Linked DNA regions of Homo sapiens: region 1 is linked to region 2. A link is an interaction called in ENCODE POLR2A ChIA-PET data of the cell type or tissue named here. Cell type or tissue: OCI-LY7. All regions are shown on one strand.

Region 1 (8,000 bases), 180 kb after region 2:
TCCCAGCCCCAGCGAGTGCTGCCCAATAGGAAGAAGGCCCTACTGCGGTCGGGCTGCTTGGTGTTTTGTTTTGAGATGGAGTCTCGCTCTGTCTCCCAGGCTGGAGTGCAGCAGCACGATCTAGGCTCACTGCAACCTCCGCCTCCTGGGTTCAAGCGATTCTCCTGCCTCAGCCTCCCGAGTAGCTGGGATTACAGGCACACGCCACCACACCTGGCTAATTTTTGTATATTTAGTGGAGACGGGGTTTCACCATGTTGGCCAGGCTGGGAGTGCTTGGGATTTTTCATAATTGGGTGTTTTTTGTTTTGTTTTGTTTTAGAGATGGTATCGCTCTGTCACCTGGGCTGGAGTCCAGTGGCGTGATCATAGCTCACTGTAGCCTCCAACCCCTGGGCTCAAGTGATCCTCCCCACTCAGCCTACCCAAGCAGCTGGAACTACAGGTGTGCACTGTGACACCCTAATTACCTTATTTTTGTAGCAGTGAGGTCTTGCTGGGGTCTCAAACTCCTGGTCTCAAGCAATTCTTCCACCTTGGCTTCTAATTTAAGAAAAGGCAGGCCAGGCATGGTGGCTCATGCCTGTAATCCCAGCACTTTGGGAGGCCAAGGCAGGCGGATCACTTGATGCCAGGAGCTCGAGACCAGCCTGGCCAACATGGTGAAACCCTGTCTCTACTAAAATTACAAAATTTAGCCAGGCCTGGTTCCGTGCACCTGTAATCCCAGCTACTGAAGAGGCTGAGTCAGGAGAATTACTTGACTCCAGGAGGCAGAGGTTGCAGTGAGCCAAGATCATGCCACTGCACTCCAGCTTGGGTGACAGAGCTAGACTCTGTCTCAAAAAAAAAAAAAAAAGGCAGAATCAGATGTTTTTCTTTTTTTGCATGACCTCCCAATCTTTACATATTGGCAGCTAAGGAAAATATCTCACAAAGCACCGTGTGGGCTGGCATTTGGCACGGTGCCTTCCAGACCATGGGCCACCAGCCCATGAGCCCTGCAGAGTCTTCTCAACCACCTCAGGGTTGCCAGGGCTCCGGGGAGCCTCTCCCACACCAGCTATGGTGGCTTTGCTCTGTTTTCTGGCATTCTAATAGCTTGAAGCCCTTCTGTTTCACTAAAACAGTGACAACCAGGGTCCATGCCTGAAAAGCGGGGGGTGCTGTCCCCAAAGCAGCTTACACATTCTCCGGGAACACAAGAGACTCAGGCAGTGTTCTTTGGGCTGATGTGTAGTGGCTCACTGAACTTGGTGTCACAGAAACATGGAAATAATAGAAGCGTTTGACCTTGGGCAGTCACTCCATGCCTCCCTGTCTGTGCAAGGGGATGACTGTGCAGCAGCACCCATTCAGGTGTGGTTGGAAGGAGGTGTGCTGCCCTTGGCCTCTGCCCTTCTGCCTGTCCATCTGCTCCAGGCCTCAGTTTCCCCCTCTGTAAAACAAGGGGGCCAGAACTAGGCCATCTCGAAGCTCTAAAAGTCTATGGTTCAGTCTTTTAAAAAGTAGGGTAGGGTATGGTGGTGCACACCTGTATTTCCAGCTGCTTGGGAGGCTGAGGCGGGAGGATCATTTGAGCCCAGGAGTGGGAGGCTGCAGTGAGCCGTACCTCGCCACTGCTCTCCAGCCTGTGCCACACAGTGAATCTCTGTCTCCTAAAAAAAAAAAAAAAAAAAAGGAAATGTGGGGTATACTTAATTCCTTAATTACCTGAATACCTCAGTCCCTGAAAATGTCAGAGTTTATAATCATGGCCTTAGGCAGGTGAGGTATTCAGCACAATACAGCTCTAAGCCTCGGTGTCTCGGGTGTGAAACAGGGACACAATTCCTGCCAAGCTCAAAAGGGGTCACTCGGGGGGCCCTTTAGTGAAGGACAAAAGGTTATGCTCACAAACAAGGGGTGAGGGTTGTTCCTGCCTGGGCCTGTTAGAGAGCTGTTATGCGCAAACCTCCAGACACTAGGGAAAGATTTCATTGTCATTTTTGCCTCTGGGGCCACATTCAAAATTCCCAGCATTTCTGGGCCTGTGACGGGGGTTTCAGTACCAGCTGGGTGAGGCTGGCAGCCCTGCCCCTTCCAGCCTGGATGCTGTGGGCTGTGTGACCTTGTGGGGTGGGCGGGGCAGGGGGTGGGGTGCAGCCCTCAGCACCCCTTCTGCTCTCTTCTCCAGGAGTGGTATGAGGAGCATGCCAGGGAGCAAGAGCAGCAGCGACAACTCAGCAGCAGTGCAGCCCCCGCCGCCCAGCAGCCCCCAGGCAGCCGCCAGCGCTCCCAGACCGTTACCTAGCCCAGCGCCCGAAAGCCGTCTCTTCTATGCAATAACACAATAGTATTACTCTACTGCGATGTACGGAACTGCGGTGTGTGTACACATACTCACGTATATGCACATATTTATATACAGGAAGAAAAAAGACAGACAAGATGGGGCTTGGTTTATAACCACCTTGCCCTGTCTTCCTTAACTCCAGAAGCCAGTTTGGTGAGGGGTGGGGGTGCGGCCACCAGGTCTGAGCTCTTCCTACTGTGGAAGGCTCCAGAAGGCCCTTCACAAGGAGACCCCTCACCTGGATCCAGTCGACTGCGGGGCTTGCCCCTCATGTGGGCTGGCCTCCATCGGCCACGTCCAAAGCTGTCACTGCTACTGCTTCAGGCTCACATCCCCCCGACCTGATGGCGTGCCCGCCCCCTCTCCCTGCGGCCCATGCCACAGGTTTCTGTGTTTTGCTTTAGGGACAGAACCACTTAGGAAGGAAAGAACTCCCGGTCTCCAGGGTGGTATTTCAGTGTCTGTGATAATGTCACGCAACACCTCTTCGGGGACCAGTGCCCAGGATCTAATGGAAGCGGAATTGGGGCAACTGGGCCCATGTGGCCAGAGCTCAGTTAGCCAGTGCCGGGCGGCCACAGATTACACTGACCAATCTCCTCCCTTGGCTCTGCAAGCCTCCCACCCAGCCTTCTCTGGCTTAACCCTTGTTGGCGAAAACTCTTCCACAGTGGCCTCCTTGGGGACCCAGAACCCGGAGGAAGGGGCATGAGGCAGGAAGTGGGGCCGATGTCTGCAACCCAGACCACTTCGTGGAATGGGCTCTTGACCAAATCCCTTTTTTTGCGATTTACCCGTTCAAGCAAAACAACGTTTTGGTTAACTAAGGATTGTGCTAAAGCCGATACCAGGTCCTTCACACGTGTGCACTAGGAACAGGAGCGAACAGCACAGAGAGACGCTCCCTGTGGGACGCAGCAGCCCCGTGGCCCCGGCCCAGTTCCCAGCCACCCTCCCTGGCTCTGCTCACACCAGAGATTTCCATAGCAGGAGCGGTTGGTGCAGAAGTAGGTTCAGATGAACCTCAGTTAACGTCGCCACCCCTCCTCCCACCATGGTACCCTGTAGGAGCCCTGTATGACATCTGAGCGTGGTGGAGGTAGGAGGGTTGCCAGCTGCAGTGACCCTGCCACAGAGGCAGGGTCAGTGCAGAGGTCGCTTTGGTTCCGCTTCCCTGGGCCACAGAACGGAACACAGCATAGGTTCTGCAGCAGGAGCCGCAGTGGCAGGATGGAGGGTGCGAAGGGCAAGGAGTGCACTGCTGGGCATTCCTGGCCAGCCCCGGCCCTCTGGTGCCTGCTTCCTGTGACTTCAGAAGGCAGGTGGACAGAGCCTCCCTCTGGCCTTGTCCTCTTCCCAGCCACAGAACGGGCAGGGTGGCACCCGACCCCAGGGGAGCAGTACCTGGTCCCCCACCCCCTCCTCCCAACCACCTCCAAGGCCAAGCTGGGTCCCATAGCCAGCACGGCATGGTTCTCCCCTTCCCCCCTTCCCAGGTCAGGGGAGTTGGACAAGTAGCAGGTGTTTGTTTTTAAAGCACAGCCCTTTGGGAAAGCAACACATTATTGAGACTCACTGTGATTCCCCCGGGAGTCAGACTGGCTTTGTCCTCTTCCTCTCTGGAGGGCCATGGGCCATCAGCAGGAGCTCCACATCGAGCCCCAGGCCAGAACCCCCTCCCTTTCACAGAGAGGGAACTTTATTGCACAATTGGGTGCCTTTTAGCTTTTGTGTGTTGAAATGGGCGTTTTGGAAGCAAGGGTCAGGGGACAGCTTCTAAAGGTGTGAGTCTCTGACCTGAGCATCTGGGCCTCGCCTGGGCCCTTCTTCCTCCCCAGGGGTGGAAACGTGGAGGGGCCAGCAGCACCCCGGGGTCTGCCCAGGGGAGTCAAGGCCCCGAGGTGGGGGGGCCTATTCCAGGAGGAGTGGGATCTCGGCCCTGTCCAGAGCGAGTTAATGTGTCCATCTGCCCAACCCTGTCCTGAGAAAGGACCTGGTTTTGGCCAGGACCTGACAAATACCCAATGGCAGCAGTGTCAACAGACGGGAGTCCAGCCAGGGTGGGTGCCCTTGTCATTGAGGTTAGGGACAGCTATCCCCAGGTTATGCCTGGCCCCACCCAGCAGGGAGTTGGGGTCCCCCCACAGGCTGTGAGCTCTGTGGGCCCTGGGATGTGATCTAGCTCAGATGCCCTCTCATCCTTGATGTCATAGTTGAGTGCACCCAAGTGGCACCCACTGGCGGCCAGGGGCACAGCCTGGTGGTGGTGGCAATAGAACTGTGCCCCTCCTCAGCTCCTCGCTTCCCCTCCCACAGCCCCAGCCTTACTCCACCATGCGGACAATCATTTTGTACGGATCACGGGAGCAATGCTGTACGGTTTTGTACACTGGTGGTTTGTTTCCTAGAAAACCCATTGTGTCTCTGGATTTCTAGCACATTACTAAAAGAGCCTCTGCTTTGTAAACATGGCTGCTGCCTCTTGACTTCTGTGGCTTTGGGTATTGTCGGGAGAGTGGCCCCATCCAAGGCCATGGCCATTCCTGATCCTGCCTCAGCCCCACCCCGAGCTGTGCCCTGGGGTCAGCCACTTGGCACTGGCCCCAGGTGAGGAAGAACTGGTAAAAGTTGGGGGTGTCATTTTCTCTACACTTGAAATTTTGACTTTTTTTTTATTTGGAAAAGAGACAGTTGAATCCCTTTTCTTTACCAGCATAAGGCAGTCAGGCAAACCTAAGAGTTGCTTATTTCGGCAACATAAGGCGGGGTCATTGCATGACAGCAAGAAGGCACGAGGTCCCCTCATCTGTCCTTTCCCAGCTCGCAGGCCTTGGAACCCCGCCCAGGGCCCCGCTGAGGGAGGCACAGGCACAGTCCTACCGACTCCTGCCTGGCAGCTGGAGGAGCCCAGGTTCCAGCACAAAGGAGTCTGTGGACAGGCAGGGGCAGAATCCTGGAGGGAGCGCCTGAGCCACCATCCCATGTGGCAGCTGCTGGCGTAGCAGTGCCTCGGGCTGGCATCGTTTTGGAAGCAAGTGGGTTCAGTGAAGTGTGTTGCCACGAATAGCACCCGCTGCTTTTGGCTTTATTAACGTGGCAAGGAGAAATTCAAAATTAAGTATGTCTCGAATTCTGTTTGTGGCAGATGGTGCGGCTCTGGAGCTCAGCCCTCGGCGGCCTGATTCCCAGGGGTCCAAGCCACCCTCATTCTCTGAGTCAGGGTTGGGCAGCCACTTGTGTCCTGAGAAGGTGCCAGAAGGCCTGAAGCCCAGGCAAGGGGAACGGGCAGTGCCTGTGCCTCGGGGGTACCTCCAGCATGGCCTGGAGCACATCCAGCCATCCCCTTCCCCCAAACTCCAGCCCTTCTCAGAGGGGCTCTGGGGGTCATTCAAGGGGGACTTCTAGCTTCTCTCTGGAACCCTTTGTCCAGAGCAAAGCCAGGTTTCCAAGGTCCCCACGGCAAGGCTGTTGGGTGCTGGCAGCAAGAGGTACACAGCAGTTCTCCCAGCTCACAGCAGTGACCTCAGATCTCCAGCAGCAAGGGCCGCACTCTCGTGCCCACAAGGGCCTTGCAGAAATGCTCCGGTCCCTGGGCCTCCCCCGGCAGGAGGGGCGGGGCTCCTGCCTGCAGTGAGGCCACAGCACTAAGCGGCTTCAGTCACATGCTTTTCAGGTGAATCACTCCAAATTCAGTGAGGAGGGCCACGACAAGGAAGTTCAGGTAGAAGAGGAGCAGGCAGAAGCCATAGACTCTGCTGAGCTGGAAGCACTGCAATGGGACTGAGACCAGGGAGAAGACGAGGCTGAGCCCCAGGGCGCCTGCCAGGACCCACACCAGCAGTCCGTCTGGCTCCAGCTGTGGAAGAATGAGGGGAGAGAGGCTGAGTCACTGCCCGTCACAGGCCCCGCCCCGTCTGTGGCCAACACAACAATGCAGCCTCAACAACAATGCAGCCTCAACAACAATGCAGCCTCAGCAACAATGCAGCCTCAGCAACAATGCAGCCTCAACAACAATCCAGCCTCAACAACAATGCACCCTCAACAACAATGCACCCTCAACAACAATGCAATCTCAGCCGAGCACAGTGGCTCATGCCTGTAATTCCAGCACTTTGGGAGGCTGAGGCAGGTGGATCACCTGAGGTCAGGAGTTCGACCTGTATTGGCCAGGAGTTCGAGACCACTGGCCAATACAGTGAAACCCTGTATCTACTAAAAATACAAAAATTAGCCAGACATGGCAGTGTGCTACTGGGGAGGCTGAGGCAGGAGAATCACTTGAACTCAGGAGGCGGAGGTTGCAGTAAGCCGACATCGTGCTACTGCACTCCAGCTTGGGTGATGGAGTAAGACTCTGTCTCAAAAAATAAATAAAATAACAACAACAACAACAACAACAATGCAGCCTCAACAGTGTTTGAGGGCACCAGCTGGGGGCCACTTAAGGAAGACTGGCCTGCAGCAGCCCGGCCTGCCCTGTGGGATGGCATGCCCCACCCTGAAGTTACCCAGACGTGGCCCCAGAAGTTTCCAGACGCAGAAACAGCAGGGAAAAGGAACCTTCTCTTCCAACTTCAGCCAGGTCCACCTGCCTGGGTGCCTCTCCCCTGCCTCGAGTCAGATGTCATTATAATTCCCTCTGTTTTTAATGCTGAACTCTAGTCAACGACATGCACAAGCGGATGTTCACCACTTACTGTGAAATGCATCAAGAAACAATATGGATGCGTTAGGCCGGGCAGGGTGGCTCAGGCCTGTAATCCCAACACTTTGGGAGGCCAAAGCGGGCAGATCACTTGAAGTTAGGAGTTCGAGACCAGCCTGACCAACATGGTGAAACCCCGTCTCTATTAAAAATACCAAAATTAGCCAGGTGTGGTAGCACATGCCTGTAATCCCAGCTACTCGGGAGGCTGAGGCAGGAGAATCACTTGAACCTGGGAGGTGGAGGCTGCAGCGAGCCAAGATTGCACCACTGCACTCCAGCCTGGGTGACAGAGCAAAACTCCATCTCAAAAAACAAAAGAAGAAAAAAGAAAAGAATAGATGGAGGCATGGACAGACAGGCATGGACAAACAGACAACAAAGCAAAGGCAGCCAAACATAAACAGTAGAGTCTGGGTGGTGGGAATATGTGTGTCTATCATACAAGTCTTTTAACTGTTCTATGTTTGAGTTTTCATAATAAAATGGAAAAAATCTTTATAAGGCTTTTTTTTTTTTTTTTTTTTGACATGGAGTCTCACTCTTGTTGCCCAGGCTGGAGTGCAATGGCGTGATCTCAGCTCACAGCAACCTCTACCTCCCAAGTTCAAGTGATTCTCCTGCCTCAGCCTCCCGAGTAGCTGGGATTACAGGTGTCTGCCACCACGCCTGGCTAATTTTTTTGTATTTTTAGTAGAGATGGAGTTTCACCATGTTGGCCAGACTGTTCTCGAACTCCTGACCTCAAGTGATCTGCCCACCATGGCCTCCCAAAGTGCTGGGATTACATGTGTGAACCACCGCACCCAGCCCATAAGGTTTTTGAAGAAATGGCAGCTATAAGTATCTACTGAGTGCCTGCTCTATGCCAGGCATTGTGCGAAGGGCCTAACAGGCACTGTCGTCTTTGATCTAACAATAGTCTTGTATGGTGGGTACTAGGATGGACTCCATTTT
Region 2 (8,000 bases):
CCACCTTTTGAGAGAGACACACAGACCCTCAGCCGGGCCCTGGCCTGCCCTGCCCTGCCTGGCTCAGGTCTCACCTAGCCCTGGAAGAACAGACTGCCCACCCACAGAGGGGCAGAATGGCCTGCCAGGGGACCCCTCCTTCTCTCCTACAAGTCCCAAATTATTAGCTCCTGCCAGGACACTGAGGGCTTCTGAGGGCCTACCAGGGACACTTAATTTACAGTTGAGGAAACTGAGGCTCAGCGATGTGGAGTGATTTGCCCAAGGTCACACAGCTGCTAGAGATAGCATGTCTGGACTGAGTGTATTTTCAGCTCTGTTTAGGGACATAAATTTCTTCTATCAAAAGGCATAAGGACAGCCCTGGAGGGACCCAAGCCCCACACTCTCTCTCTTTTTAAATAACTTTATAGAGACGTAATTCACATCCTAAACAATTCACCTTTTAAAAGTGTACAATTCAATGATTTTTAGTATATTCACAGACTTACCGCAATTAGTTGTGCCGCTGATTCCAGAACATTGTCTATGAGCCCTAAAGAGCCTGCACTCATTACCAGTCACTTCGTGCCCCCCAGCCCCTGACAACCACGAATCTATTTTCTGTGTCGGTAGATTTGCCTATTCTAGACATTTCGTATAAATGGAATCATATGTGTTTTGCAGGGGCTGGCTTTTTCCACTTAGTGTAATGGTTCATCCACGTGCCAGTACGGTAAGTCCTGACTCATAACGTATAAGGAAATCAAATGTACCATGAGCTAATTACTATAAACAAGAATGAAGGCTGGGTGGGTAGCTCATGCCTGTAATCCCAGCACTTTGGGAGGATGAGGCGGGCAGATCACTTGAGGTCAGGAGTTCAAGACCAGCCTGACCAACATGATGAAACCCTGTCTCTATTAAAAATACAAAAATTACTCAGATGTAGTGGTGTTCACCTGTAACCCCAGCTACTTGGGAGACTGAGGCAAAATAATTCCTTGAACCCAGGAGGTGGAGGTTGCAGTGAGCTGAGTTCATGCCACTGCACTCCAGCCTGGGCAATAGAGGGAGATTCCTTCTAAAAAATAAAAATAAAAAAAATAAACAAGAGTTAAGTTCCTACAGCATACAGTATGTCATTTTGCTTAAGGCTGCAGTTTCCAAGAACCTATGGATGACATTAAATGAGGACTTACTGTACTTCATTCCTTTTTATGGCTGAATAATATTCCATTGTATCGATAGACCACATTTTGTTTATCTATAATGGACACTTGAGTTTTTTTCCATTTTGGGCTGTTATGACTAATGCTGCTATGAACAGTAATGTCAGAGTTTTTGTGTGAAGATAAGTTTTCATTTCTTTGGGGTATGTACCTAAGAGTGGAATTGCTAGGTCATAGAGTAACTCTATCTTTAACTATTTGAGGAAATGCCAGGCTGTCTCCAAAGACAGGGAAACCAAGAGAAAGAACCTGAGCCCAGGACTTCCAGGAGTAGGAGTTAAGGGCGTTAAGTCTGGAGTCAAAGAGATCTGAACTCAGATCCTGGCTCTGCCCTTTCTTAGCCATATGACCTTGAAAAAGCCACTTAGCCTCTCTGAGCCTCAATGTCCCCATCTGTAAAATGCGGATAGCAACAGTCCCAGCCTCATAGGGTAGCCATGAAGGTTAAGTAATGAGGCTCTGTGGGAGGGACACTCAGCACAGGGCCAGCACATAGTCATCTGTCATGCTCTCATCCCAGAATGAGAATCTGGGCCCGTCCTGTGATCTTGGATAGGTTCCTGTACCTTTGACAGCCTCAGTTTCCTCACCTGTACAACAGAGCAATGAAACTGCAACACTCAGGCCTAACCAGGGGAACCTGATGAGGCAGCTGTACATCCACCCTTCTGAGAGCCAGGAGGCTCAGCCCGTCTCATCTTTCTTCCCCCTTGGAGGCACTGGGGAGCCATGGAGGGTATTGTAGGGAATGAGGCTCACCATGCCCAAGAAGTCATTCTTGCCCACCATGTCCCAGTCCCAGAGCTCCACCCGCAGTGGGGACGGGGCACCTGGCATCTCCCGCAGCTCCAGCACTTCATCCCAGTGCGGGAAGCGAGTCTTCTTGATGGTCTGAGGGCGAAGGAAGTGGTCTGTGAGTGGGAGAGCTGATGGGGACTCCTGCCCCACCACCAAATGCCCCACTCCTTCCTGGCTTCATTCCCCACCACTCACTGAGGTCTCCAAGCTCTGGCTGCCCCAAAACACACGTGCAAATGGGTCAGATGTGCCAGAGATGTCTCTGGGAGCCAGGTCCCTGGGAACAGATGGGGAAAGGAGTGAGGAAACACGGCACCCAAGTTGGGCCTTGGAAAGGCTGTTAAGAGTAGATCATTCCAATGTCGCTGGTTTCCAAGGCAACAAACTGTTCCATGTAGGGGTCCAGCTAGGGACACCCCTAACCATGACCGTCCAAACCCAGTATCTTCCTGTCACCACCCTATGGGGAGGCACTTGTATATCCCTATTTTTCAGATGAGGAAACTGAGGCACCAAAAGGTCATATCCTACATCACAAAGCCCAGCAAGTAGAAGTGCAGCAGGGAGGGGGAAAAGAGAGCCTCAGATTCTCTGGAGGCCCCAGATGGGAAACTTGATGCAAAGGTTCAAAGCCTGGCTTTGCACTCATTGGCTAGCGGACACTAGGGAAAGTCACTTCCCCTCTCTAAGTCTTCATTTCCTTACCTGGAAAATGGGAGTAATAACAGACCAACCTCATAGAGCCGAGGGTTAGATTGGATGATGTGTGTAAAGGGCCAAGCATAGCACCTGGCAGGTGATGGGTGCTTGGTTCATTTATTCATTCAACAAACACCCATGCCCACACCTTGTCTAGGACCCAAGAGAAAGCATGAGGCAGGGACTCCTTGCCATTGGTTGCCATGACAACCCAAAAGTCTTACTCCAGGCAGCTTCCCCATCCCTCCTTCTTGACGTTCTCCAAACCCAGGAACACACCACCACCCCACCCCCACACCAGGGGCTGCTTCCTTCTTCCTCCTGCTCCCTTCCCACCCCTGCTTAGCATCCAAAGCCTTCTTCGGTTTCCTAGGAGCTGGCCCAGTTGCTAAGCGACAGCAATCAGTCCCTCTCATGCCTGCAAGGATCCTGCACAGCCTTGTGGCTGAGGAAGGGGCCATGGGCTCAAGGAAGACCAGGAGCCTCTGCCCCCTGCTGAGTCCCTCAGCCTGTCACCTGCCTCCCTGGTTCTCCCTCAACCAGACTCTAGGAAGCCCCAGCTGAGGCCAAGGCTGGAAGCAAAAATCTGGAGGCGGTGGGAGAGGCTCAGAGAGGGCAAGGAAGGGCTTTATGGTCACACAGCAAGCTGGAAATTGGAGGTCCTCCCCAATCTGGGCAGGGATTTTCCTAAAAATGAGAGCTGGGGAGGTGAAAAACAGGCAGAAAAACAGGATGAGAGAGGAGTGGGGGAAGGGTGGAGGTATTTGAGGGAGCAAAATGACAGAGAGCTGAGGAAGGGAAAAAGGGATGGCCATGACAAGTAGGCAAGAGGGAAGATGGGTGTCCCATGAGCTGGTGCCCCTAGAGGGCCACCTGTGGGTTTTCCTGGTCTTGCATCCATCTTCCATCTGATTTTTCTTTGGGACAGGACCTATCTCCTTCTCACCACCCCCCTCTCACATGACTTAGTGGGGTCCAATCCCTCCCTCCGCTCCAGTAATGGGCTTGTGACTCAGGCCTGATCCATTATTCAGTGTAATTGGTTCAGAGATAGACATGTGCCCCAGCTTGAGCCAGTAAAAATTAATCCCAGGACATTGGTTGGAAATGGTAGGAAATAGAAGTGATTTTTCTGTTGGAGTGGCTAAGCTGGCAGGGTGCCCGCCTGGAGTTGCTAGGGCCATCTCTCACCTGGGGAGAGTCTGCCTAAGAATGAAGCTAACACAGAGACCAGCAGAGCTAAAAGACAGATTCCTAATGGCATCGTTTGAACACCTGGACCCAGCCATGCCTGAAGCTACATGTCAGTCATATAAGCCAATAAAGTAGCTCTTTTGCTTAAGCCAGTATGAGTTGGGTATTTGTCAGTTACAATTTAATGACTACACCTCCACACTCACCTGTCACCTGTCATCCTGAGTGTCTGGTCTGTTGCTGCTAGTCCCTGGGGACTCAACAGGATTTTGCCCCCAGGAACTTACAACCCAGTGAGCTTGGACTGTTTGTCCACACAGGGAACCTGACTGCCAGCCCAGAAGTGCCCCAGGACTGAGGAGGTCCCAAACGCCAGGCAGCAGGGGAGACCCAGGGGACTCCTGCTCATTCTCAGACCACCCTCCACACCACCTCCACCTTAAGCATACCTGGCCTGAAGCACATGGCAGCGAAGGCAGCGGCCCTGCCCATCCTCCAGCATCTGCACTGACAGGCAGATCTCACCCTGCACTTCTGCATCTGGGTCCACTCGGCTCAAGTTAATCCAGCTGTCAATCCCTGAAGGGCACAGGCACTAACATTTATGAAGCGCCTACCATGTACTGGGCATTGTGTTAACTTAAAAATTCAATTAACATTATTTTCATTTTTTTTTTTTTGACACAGGGTCTGGTTCTGTTGCCCAGGCTGGAGTGCAGTGGCACAATTTTGGCTCACTGCAACCTCTGCCTCCTGGGCTCAAGCGATTCTCCTGCCTCACCCTCCCGACCAGCTGGGACTTTAGGCGTGCACCACCATGCCTGGATAATTTTTGTGTTGTTCTGTAAAGATGGGGTTTCATTATGTTGCCCAGGCTGGTCTCAAACTCCTGAGATCAAGCGATCCACCCACCTTGGCCTCCCAAAATGCTGGGATTACAGGCATGAGCCACTATGTCCTGCCTCAATTAAAATTAAAAATGTGTCAAGACCCTGGCTTCTGATATAGGTGCTGTAATTATCCCCATTTTCAGATGAGGAAAATGAGGCACAAGGAGAAAGAGTTTTGTCCATGGTCTCACAGCTAGCAAATGGCAGAGCTGGAATTTGAATGCAGGCAGTATAGTTAGTTCTAGGGCCAATGCTCGTAGCCATGTGCCATCACACACTTCCCCCTGGTATAGAAAGAACTTCATCATGTAATCCCAACATACTCTCCCCTCAAAAAAATCTTGGACATTTCTCCCCTCTGTATTTCTCTCAACACTTTGAAGATATTGTTCCACTGAATTCTAGCTTTCCATCACCAGGCTGGAGTGCCGTGGCACAATCTCAGCTCACTGCAGCCTCAGCCTCCCAGGCTTAAGCGATCCTCCTGCCTCAGCCTCCCCAGTAACTTGGACTACAGATGTATACCACCACAGCTAGCTAATTTTTTGTGTTTTTTGTAGAGACGAGGTTTTGCCATGTTGCCCAGGCTGGTCTCGAACTCCTGAACTCAAGCCATCTGCCTGCCTTGGCCTCCCAAAGTTCTGGGATTACAGGCAGGAGCCACTATGCCCAGGCTTTTCTATCTATTATAATTCTAAGGACTATGTCTCTGATGCACTGCAGTTTCATCACAATGTGTCTAGATACAGATTTTTTAAAATCCTGCTGAGTAGAGATTGCACTGCTTCTATTTATGGAATCATATCCTTCCTTTATTTCTGCAAAATTCTAGATGATTGATTTTTTAAAATTATTTCCTCTTCCCAATTTTTGTTATAATTTTTGCCTGTCTCTAATTTTTAAAATTCTATCCTTCTGGAACTCCAATTAAATAAATGTTAAACCTCCACAGTTATTTTCCATGTCTCTGAATTTCTATTTTATTTTTTCTCCTTTTCCTCTGAAACTAATTCTGAATAATTTCTCTAGACCTTTCTTCCAGTTCACTAAATCTCCCTTTAACTATGAATAATCTGATGTTTCACTCAACCACTCCATTTTTTATTTTGACAATTATACTTACCTCTAAAAGTTTTATTTGGTGCTTTTCTAAAATCTGTCTGCGTAATTACTTGTAATTTATTGCTGTTATTGCAGACCTTTCTTGTGATTACATCTTTTATTTCTTTAAATCTGATTCTTTTTAAAAATCCCGTATATTATAATTACAGAATCTAAAGTCTTTGTGGGTCTAAATCAGATGATTATTGTTTCTGCTGACTATTGCCCATGGTGTCTCATTTCCTTGTGTGTTTGCTGATCTTTGATTGTGAAGTCATGTTTGTTTGATCTTACTCTGGGAAACCTAAGTGAACATGCTTATCCCTAGAGAGGAGCAGGAGTTGGTTATTCTGGGACCCCTTGAGGGTCTCAGCCTAATGGAGAATTCTCATGTTGAGTAACATCCACCCTGCCCCTTGTCCAAGTTTTAGTCTCTTTGTTGAGTGTAGAATTGATACTGACGTCTGCTTTCAGGGAAATCCTTCATGGTCTCCTTGCTTTTTGTTTACCATTCACTGTTAGGTTTTAGCTAATGGTTTTTGTTTTTGTTTGAGATGGAGTCTCACTCTGTCACCCAGGCTGGAGTGCAATGGTGCAATCTTGGCTCACTGCAAACTCCACCTCCCAGGTTCAAGCAATTCTCATGTCTCAGTCTCTCGAATAGCAAGGATTACAGGCACCTGCCACCATGCCCATCTAATTTTTGTATTTTCAGTAGAGTGGGTTTTCACCATGTTGGCCAGGCTGGTCTCGAACTCCTGACCTCAACTGATCCGCCAGCCTCGGCCTCCCAAAGTTCTGGGATTACACACGTGAGCTATTCCACCCAGTCTCATGACTTGAGATGGAAAAAATACTGAGGGATTTCCCGTTCTATAAAGAAGTTTGGCCTGGCATGGTGGTTCACACCTGTAATCCCAAAAGTTTGGGAAGCCAAGGTGAGCTGATCACCTGAGGTCAGGAGTTTGAGACCAGCCTGGCCAACATGGCAAAACCCTGTCTCTATGAAAATACAAAAAAAGTTAGGCATGGTGGTGCATGCCTGCAATCCCAGCTACTCCAGAGGCTGAGGCATGAGAATCGCTTGAAACTGGAAGGCGGAGGTTGCAGTGATCTGAGATCATGCCACTACACTCCAGCCTGGGTGATAGAGCGAGACTCTGTCTCAAAAAAAAAAAAAAAAAAAAAAGTTACCACAAGTCCAACAATGTATTAGGAACCCTATTTAATCCAGGATCTCACTGTTGTATAGCAGGAGAGTGCTTTTGAGGATTGAGTCCCGCCAGCTGCTGAAAGTAGAAGTCTCATCTCACATCTCTCTATCTCCACTGCAGCCTCCACATTTCCGCCACATGCTTGCAGACACATGGACACGTTCCTTCTTTTCTTGCTGCCTGTTCTGTGGGAATGTGTTCTGTTTTCCTATCCAAGTCCACAAGTTCCTGCAAGCCAGGCCTCAAACTTCACTCATTTAATTTCACTGCCCTGGGAGGATGTTTGAGGTACACTGGGTACAGCTCAGTGGGCAGATTAAGAGCACAGATTTTGGAGGCCGACAAAACTTGGGTTGGACTCTGATTTCTGAACCTTCTAGAAGGGGGAAGTCACCTCCCCTCTCTATGCCTCTGTATATTGGAGATCATTCTGGTGGACACTTCACTGGTGTGTTGAGAAGTAAAGCGCTTAGCACCATGCCTGGCATATAGTAGGCCCTCATGAAATAGGATTATAATGATGATCAGCACATAGTAGGTTTTCAACTAATTCCCACTGAGGGAAATAATGCATTATTCAATAAATGGTATTGAGACAATTAACAGTCATGTAGACAAAAAGTAATAAAGTTTAATCCTTACTACATACCTTGTATCTAGGCAAATTCCAAATAGATCAAAGACTTAAATGTGTTTTTTGTTTAATGCAATAAATGGCCAGGCATGGTGGCTCACACCTGTAATCCCGGCACCTTGTGGGGCCAAGGCAGGAGGATTGCTTGAGGCCAGGAGTTCAAGATCAGCCTGGACAACATAGTGAGAACTTGTCTCTTAAAAAAAAAAAAAAAATACATATACATATATGTGTGTGTGTTTGTGTATGTAATACATTA

What was found. ChIA-PET counts read pairs that join two places held together with the same protein. Peaks named below come from ENCODE experiments on the same cell type or tissue, not always from the same donor. Only the 100,000 strongest peaks of a DNase experiment are listed, where the experiment ranks them.
Region 1: POLR2A ChIA-PET joins it to region 2 with 5 read pairs; 3 of 35 experiments call an interaction of 5 or more read pairs at or near these places.

The regions. Positions count from the first base shown.
Region 1 is chr12:113,293,784-113,301,783 of GRCh38, forward strand. It overlaps TPCN1 (two pore segment channel 1), which reads left to right. Exons shown (of 28, transcript NM_017901.6): 28 at 2,177-4,802. The coding sequence ends at 2,293. SLC8B1 (solute carrier family 8 member B1) reads right to left here. Exons shown (of 16, transcript NM_001358345.2): 16 at 4,988-6,191. The coding sequence ends at 5,994. Among named protein-coding and RNA genes, the nearest start is that of MIR6762, 6.3 kb to the left of the region's middle. RefSeq lists enhancers at 4,609-5,306, 5,307-6,002 and a silencer at 6,041-6,335. In OCI-LY7, no CTCF peak of the experiment used is centred here; no DNase peak of the experiment used is centred here.
Region 2 is chr12:113,117,158-113,125,157 of GRCh38, forward strand. It overlaps RASAL1 (RAS protein activator like 1), which reads right to left. Exons shown (of 21, transcript NM_001301202.2): 5 at 4,352-4,481; 6 at 2,205-2,286; 7 at 1,971-2,102; 8 at 1-4. Among named protein-coding and RNA genes, the nearest start is that of RASAL1, 15 kb to the right of the region's middle. RefSeq lists a silencer at 3,098-3,298. In OCI-LY7, a CTCF peak has its summit at 3,606; a DNase peak (open chromatin) is centred at 4,054; H3K4me3 peaks cover 1,630 bases; H3K27ac peaks cover 4,325 bases.